2 separate regions of the Homo sapiens genome follow, and region 2 is linked to region 1. Evidence: read pairs that join two places in POLR2A ChIA-PET (ENCODE). Cell type or tissue: Panc1. All regions are shown on one strand. Region 1 overlaps MAP4K5 (mitogen-activated protein kinase kinase kinase kinase 5). Region 2 overlaps CDKL1 (cyclin dependent kinase like 1).

The links. ChIA-PET counts read pairs that join two places held together with the same protein. Peaks named below come from ENCODE experiments on the same cell type or tissue, not always from the same donor. Only the 100,000 strongest peaks of a DNase experiment are listed, where the experiment ranks them.
Region 2: POLR2A ChIA-PET joins it to region 1 with 19 read pairs; 4 of 35 experiments call an interaction of 5 or more read pairs at or near these places.

The regions. Positions count from the first base shown.
Region 1 is chr14:50,439,985-50,443,984 of GRCh38, reverse strand. It overlaps MAP4K5 (mitogen-activated protein kinase kinase kinase kinase 5), which reads left to right. Exons shown (of 33, transcript NM_006575.6): 19 at 1-46; 20 at 215-256; 21 at 1,169-1,253; 22 at 3,544-3,623; 23 at 3,912-3,972. Among named protein-coding and RNA genes, the nearest start is that of CDKL1, 45 kb to the right of the region's middle. In Panc1, no CTCF peak of the experiment used is centred here; a DNase peak (open chromatin) is centred at 1,934.
Region 2 is chr14:50,385,037-50,389,036 of GRCh38, reverse strand. All of the region lies in intron 2 of CDKL1 (cyclin dependent kinase like 1), which reads left to right. Among named protein-coding and RNA genes, the nearest start is that of CDKL1, 9.8 kb to the left of the region's middle. In Panc1, no CTCF peak of the experiment used is centred here; no DNase peak of the experiment used is centred here.

The sequences.
Region 1 (4,000 bases):
ACAAGCACCACAGTTACCACGAAAAAAGGACAAACGAGACTTCCCTGTAGGTATAACAGGCATTTAGCAATTAGTTGTAAATAATACTATATTTATCATGCAAGGGGCATAGTCTGTTTAATTCAGTAATTCAAGTAACAGAAGTTCTAAATGTCTCAAGTTTCTTTTTAAGACTTAGGAGGTCTTACACTAGTAAATTTTATTTTTCCCATAGAAACCAGCCATCAATGGCCTTCCACCCACCCCAAAAGTTCTGGTAAGGAATATTTTTATGTGAACTATTTGCCGTTTTTTCTCTCTTTAGAAGCAGCAATATATTGGCTATCAATATACTTGAGCCTTTGAAAGTTAAGATATCATAAAATACAAAGATATTGAATGCATTTGGATATCTCATCATGTATTCTAATTTGAGTGTGTGAATTGGAATTGACAGTGTTTCACTTTTTGTAAATACTGGCAGTTGAGTCATCAGATTAGCCTACAAAGGCCTATTTAATTTTAATGCGATGATATTAATAGTACTGTGTCCTCTTCTTGATGTGGATTAAATATCTTTCTACCTCTAAAGTGATTTTCACATTGGACTATATACAATTAAAAGGAACCAGGGAAGCTTATATTAATGCATTTTCCTGGCCAGTCAGTGGAACTTATCTGTGAATGGGAACCCCATGATCCCATGAATGGGATGGGAACCAATCGTATGAATGGGATGCTTTATACATTGTCCTTTTTTATTCAGTGAAAGTCTAATGTATAATATAAATATCAACCTTTTTGTCTCTTATGACTATTAAAGAGTTATACTGCAATTGTAATCACTATAATGTTACTGAATAAAATTATCCATTGTTTCACATTAATAATTGTCAGTCCTAAAAAATAGTAGTAACTTAAAATTCCTAGACTATGTTATTGATGTATGTAGATCTTTTGGTAAATTTGATATTTGTGCCATAAAATAGTGGATTACAAAAGGAAAGAATATGAGACTGTCTTGGTAGTAGGGGTTTAATGATGTGAAAATATGAATTTTGTTTTGGAATGAAACAACAAGCATACGCAAATAAGAGTTAATTTGGTATTTCAATGATGTTAGTTATTTTCCAAGAATATATAAAATTTTCTAATCAAATAAGTTAACATTTCTTTCTTTATAAATAAGATGGGAGCATGCTTTTCAAAAGTTTTTGATGGCTGTCCTTTGAAAATTAATTGTGCAACATCCTGGATACATCCTGATACAAAAGGTAAAATGTTTGAATTTTATATACATCTCCAATAAAATATTTATTATGGGAAAGATCTTTATGATCAGTGACTTGAAGTTGTTTATTTTAAAAATACGACTTTAGAGACCTAATGGTATAGGAACCTGCAACAACCTAAATAGGTCAATAGGGTTTTGGTTTAAAGGCGTTAAAATTTAGGAGTGTATAGGAGCTATTCTTGATTAAAGGACTAAAGAGAAATCACAACTGATTGCATCCTTAATTTAGAATTTTCTTTTACCGTAAAAGGACGTTATTGGGACAATTTATAATCTCAATTAGTAAGAATTATAGATAACCTTGTTTATTGTTTAAGTATTAATGTCTTGTGGTTATATGACTTTTTTTCCTTAATGTACACAAATATTTCAAAGTAAAGAGGCATCATGCTCATAAGTTATCTTAAACAGCTCAGAAAACAAACATTTACATAAGGAAGAGAGAAGGATCAAGCAGAAGTAGTAAATGTTCAACATTTGTGGAATTTGTGTTACAGGTATTTAGGAATTATTTGTACTATTACAACTTTTCTGTACATCTGAAATGATGTTAAAATAACTTTTTTAAAATGTAGACTATGTTTCTGAAGTGAGGAAACATTTTCAGAGGCAAAAATTTGGAATCAAATAAATCTGGGTTTGGATTCCCACTCTGTCATTACCATGTGACTTTGAAAACAAACATAACACCTCTGCTTTTCAGTGTGATTGTTTGAAACATGAATCACTCCCGATATTTACTTTATTTCAAGGAAGGAACAAGCCTACCCCAGTGTCTAGCAATTAGCAAACAGAAGCTATTAGGCAGTAGAGGATTTCAGGAAATGTGTGTTTCTACTTAATAATAAAGACAGGTTATAATGATTGGCTTTAAATGCCACTATTAAAAAGTATGACAGAGGGGGTATATATATGTGTGTGTGTGTGTGTGTGTGTGTGTGTGTGTGTGTGTGTGTGTGTGTGTGTGTATAAAATAATTTTTTTTTAGAGACAGAGTCTTGTTCTGTTGCCCAGGCTGGACTTCAGTAGTGCAGTCATAGTTCAGTGCAGCTCAAACTCCTGGGCTTGGGCAATCCTCGTGCCTCAGCCTCCCAAATAGCTGTGACCACAGGTGTGTATCACCTCTCCCAGCTGATTTTTTATTATTTAGTCTCTTTTAGTGTAAAACAATTCCTCAACTTCTGATGTCAACTTTTTTGAGGCCACTTATTTTGTAGAATGTCCCTTAATTGGGGTTTGTATAATGAGTCCTCATGCTTGAATCAGGTTATGCATTTTTGATGGGAATAACACAGAAATGTTACTGTGCATCTTCTCAGTACATCATATCAGGAGATACATGGTATCAGCTTGTCCAAATACTAGTGATGTTAATATCGATCTGTTGGTTAAAGCAGTGTTCACTAGCCTTCTCCATTCTCAGGTTACTATTTTTTCCTTTCTGATTTATAGGTAATTAATATGGAGATGCACTGAGATTATGTTTATAATTATACTATTGCCATTCAGAATTTCACTCACTCAGTTTAGCATCCATTGACAATCTGTTGATAGCCATTGACAGTTTATCTTCTTTCCCACTTATTCATTCGTTTATTTATATCAGTTTAAACTTATTAATTCTTATTTTATTCCATGCGATATGATCTATCTCTATTATTTATTTTCACACTTAAATTGTCCCAGAATTTTTGAGCAGTGGGAATGCCTGTGTTCTTTTGTTTGAAATGTCCTCATCATTTTTTAGCACTTCTTTACTTTCTGGCACAGCAAGATTTCTAGGCTCAGCATCTACTTTTATTGCCCCAGAATTGGAAGCAGTCTTTCTCTAAGAAGCCCTGGTTCTTTTTAGTGGAAAGTAATATTTAGAAACCAAGATCTGGATACTAGGTGTGCTCATTATTTCTAGTGTGTCGTGATTTATAATTTATATTAACTTTTTGTTTCCTTGGTCAAAAGAGTGTTTGAGGTGTCTTGCAAAAATGTGTAACTATAAAAATCTTAAAATACAAAAATTATGTTGAAAGGCAGGGTTATATAGTAAGATAAAGTCAGAGTGAGTTAGTCTAACATAGAATATATCTGCTTTTAAAAAATAAGAAAGGAATTGGGGAAAGAGGTAAAGAAGGTGATACAAATTTAAGAAAATAATTTTATTTTAGATGGATAGGTGGCTAATTCTTGATGCCATTACAATGTAAAGTCATTATTTTAGTGAATGATTTCAGAAGATGATGGTAAATTCTGGTGATTTATCTCAACTATTTTAGATCAGTACATTATTTTTGGAACTGAAGATGGTATTTACACACTGAATCTCAATGAGCTACATGAGGCAACGATGGAACAGGTAATTAGGCATTTTAATTCAAGAAATTAATTTAAACAAATTGAATAAAGAAGTGTCTTAATTTTAAATCAATCTGTGTAGGCCCCAATTTTAATTTTTATGATTTAAATATTTAAAGGGATAAAATTGTACTCTTTGCATGTTCATGTTGAAAGATTTTTTTTCTTAAGGGTTTGATAATTACCTGAAAGTTAGAAAATAGTTATTTTTATATGATTTCAGAATGTTGGAATTTAAAAGATTAAAATAATGACAATGAGAGAATCTTAATTATCTTCTTTTTCTTAGTTATTTCCACGGAAGTGTACTTGGCTGTATGTTATCAATAATACTTTAATGTCATTATCAGGTATGTATGTGATGATGAAAAATAAACC
Region 2 (4,000 bases), 55 kb after region 1:
ACCTCTGCCTCCTGGGTTCAAGCGATTATCCTGCCTTAGCCTCCCCCAGTAGATAGGACTACAGGGGCGTGCCACCACACCCAGCTAATTTTTGTATTTTCAGTAGAGACAGGGTTTCACTGTGTTGTCCGGGCTGGTCTCAAACTCCTGATCTCATGATCCGCCTCCCTCGGCCTCCCTAAGTACAGGGATTACAGGCATGAGCCACCACACCCAGCTATGGAACTTCAGTTTCTGATCATGCTTGAAGCTGTGGAGTGACCTTGGGCAAGCTCTGGTGCTTCCTGGAGCCTGGCGTGCCTTATCGCTATGATTTATGTCCCTGTTTGGCATTGCTTTGCTGATTTTTTGCTGAGGAGGGCAGAGGGCTCTTGGGCCAAACATCTAACAGCGGTCAAGCAGCCTCAAGGATGCAAGAGCAGGAAAGTAGAGGGTCAAAGGGAGTAAACATAGAAGAGGAAAGCACAGACAGAAGGGCAGAAGGTGGGATTTTAACATAGTGCTGTGGCCAACGGCCAACGGAGGCGCTGGAGGCAAAAGCTCTTCACACAGTCCCCCAAGAGGCTCACTGTCTTCAAAGAGCAGACCAGAAGTCCTGCTGGGCACATTACCATCATGGTGACAGGCACATGCTTTAAGAAGTAGGACTGTCAAGGTTGCCTGTTATCCAAAGCATTTATTAAGTGCTTAACTGAATGTGCTCTGTGCAGTGCCACATCCACTAAATGCTAAGAGTACCATGTAAATGCTCCCTAGCATTAGAATCTAATTAGAACTTTCATAGTTGGAAGGGCTTCTGCTCTTCAAATATTAGTTGAAGGAGTGTTTCCTCACTCAGTAAAAACCTCAGCCAGCTGCAGTGGCTCATGCCTGTGATCCCAGCACTTTGGAAGGCTGAGGCAGGTGGATCACGAGGTCAGGAGTTTGAGACCAGCCTGGCCAACATCCCCGTCTCTACTAAAGATACAAAAAATTAGCCAGGTGTGGTGGCGGGCACCTGTAACCACAGCTACTTGGGAGGCTGAGGCAGGAGAATCGCTTGAACCCGGGAGGTGGAGGTGGCGGTGAGTCGAGATAGAGCCATTGTGCTCCAGCCTGGGCGACAGGGCAAGACTCTGTCTCAAAAAAACAAAACAAACAAACAAACACCTCAGTGGAAAATCCTGTGACATCTTTAAGAATTTCATCCTGCTTTTGCTAATAGGGGTCATTCTAGGCTCCCTCTCTTCAAATTGTTTAATTGGCTTGTTGAGGTGAATTAATAACATATGTCTATTAATTGTTTTAGCTGAGTTCAGCATTTTCTGTTATGGATTATGGATTAACAAACCCAAATGTCTGTGGAATCACACTGTTAACATAAATGAGGGAAGCAGTCTGAATATAGGGCAAGATGGAGAGGTGGAGACTGGGGCAAACTGGGGTCCTCATGTCTGATCTAAAGTGGACAGCTACTGCTCAGTGCCACAGACTGCAAGCCTAAGGTGCTGGGTTTTCAGTCTTTTTTTTTTTTGAGATGGAGTCTTGGTCTTGTCACCCAGGCTGGAGTGTAATGATATGATCTGGGCTCACTGCAACCTCTGCCTCCCAGGCTCAAGCGATTCTCCTGCCTCAGCCTCCTGAGTAGCTGGGATTACAGGTGCCCACTACCATGCCTAACTAATTTCTTGTATTTTTAGTAGAGACGGGGTTTCACCATGTTGGACAGGCTGGTTGTGAACTCCTGACTTCAGGTGATCCACCTGCCTCGGCCTCCCAAAGTGCTGGGATTACAGGCATGAGTCACCGCATCAGGCCCACCACCCCCACCCCCATTTTTTTTTTTTTTTTAAGACAGGGTCTCAGTCTGTTGCCCAGGCTGGAGTGCAGTGGGGCAATGATGGCTCACCGCAGCCTCAATCTCCAGGGCTCAGGTGATCCTCCCACCTCAGCCTCCTGAATAGCTGGGACTACAGGCATGCATCACCACACTAGGCTAATTCTTTGTATTCTTTTTTTTTTTTTCTTTTTGAGACGGAGTCTCGCTCTGTCTTCCAGGCTGGAATACAGTGGCGCGATCTTGGCTTACTGCAACCTCCACCTCCCAGATTCAAGTGATTCTCCTGCCTCAGTCTCTTGAGCAGCTGGGATTATAGGTGCATGCCACCACACCTGGCTGGTTTTTGTGTTTTTAGTAGAGATGGCCAGGCTGGTCTCAAACTCCTGACCTCGGCCTCCCAAAGTGCTGGGATTACAGACATGAGCCACTGCGCCCAGCCAATTCTTTGTATTCTTTGTAGAGATGGGGTTTCTCCATGTTGCCCAGGCTGGTCTCAAACTCCTGTGCTCAAGCAATCCTCCTGCCTCGGTCTCCCAAGGTACTGGGTTTACAGGCATGACCCCCAACATGTCCAGCCAGAGTCTTTTTTAAAAAGCCAGAAATCAGAATTTTATGTAAAGTGTCCTGGGATTTTTCCTACAACCTTTTATTCTGAGAAAAAAATCAAAATATACAGAAGTGGAGAGAATACTGCAATGAATACCTGCATACCCTTCGCTAGATTAGTTCATCAACTGTTAGAATTTTGCTGCATTTCCTTTCTGTCTTTTTTTCATTCTTTTTAGCGACAGAGTCTCACTCTGTTGCCCAGGCTGCAGTGCAGTGGCACAGTCATGGCTCACTGTATTCTTGAAATCCTGGGCTCAAGTGATCCTTCTGCCTCAGCCTCCTGAGTTGCTGGTATTACAGGCGTGTGAGCCATAGTGCCTGACTAATTTATTTATTTTTTGTAGAGATAGGATTTTACTATGTTGCCCGGGCTGGTCTCAAACTCCCAGCCTCAAGCAATCCTCCCACCTCAGCCTGCCAAAGCCCTGGGATTACATGTATGAGCCATTGTGCCTGTACTTCCTTTATCCCTGTTTCTGCCTCTCTCTCTCTCTTTCTTTCCCCCTCTCTCACACATACTTTTTTGGCTGAGCCATCTACCTAAATATTTAGCATAATCTCCTGAAACAAAGATGTTCTTCTGTATAATCACATTATGATTTCCATACTCAATAAATTTATCATTGACTCAATACTATTATCTAATATATAGTCTATGTTCAAATTTCTCATATTGTTCTAATAATGGTTATAGAACTATATATATAATGAAATAACTATATATATAAATGTGTATAGTTATTTTTAAATCCAGGATCTATTCAGTGACTGTACATTGCCATGACTTTTTTTTTTTTTTTTTTTTGGGACGGAGTCTTGCTCTGTTGCCTAGGTTGGAGTGCAGTGGCGCAATCTCAACTCACTGCAACCTCCACCCCTTGGGCTCAAGCGATTCTCGTGCTTCAGCCTCCCGAGTAGCTGGGATTACAGGCACCTGCCACCGCGCCTGGCTAATGTTTGTATTTTTAGTAGAGATGGGGTTTCACCATCTTGGCCGGGCTGGTCTTTAACTCCTGACCTTGTGATCCACCCGCCTTGGCCTCCCAAAGTGCTGGGATTACAGGTGTGAGCCACCACGCCTGGCCCATTGCCATGACTCTTTAGTCTCCTTTAATCTGAAAGAGTTTTCCACCTTCTTTATTCTCTTATTTCATCTTTCATGAAACTGACATTTTTGAAAAGTCCAGGCCATCTGTTTTGTGGAATGTGCCTCGACTTAGACTAACTGGCTGTTTCCAAATGATTTGATACAGGTTAAATGTTTTCAGTAAGAACACTGCATGGGTGAAGCTGTGTTCTTCACACTAGCTCCCATCAGTAAGTGTATGATGTCATTTTTGTCCCCTAATTGGTACTATCAGTTTTAATTCCTTAGTTAAGATGGGTCTGCCATATTTCTCAATTGTAAAAATGATTTTCTCCTTTATAATTAATAATCTGTGGGGTGATATTTTGAAACTGTGGCGACCTTGTTCCCCAACAACTTTCACCCAATGGTTCTTTTTTTTTTTTTTTTTTTTTTTTTTTTTTTTTTTTTTGAGACAGAGTCTTGCTCTGTCACCCAGGCTTAAG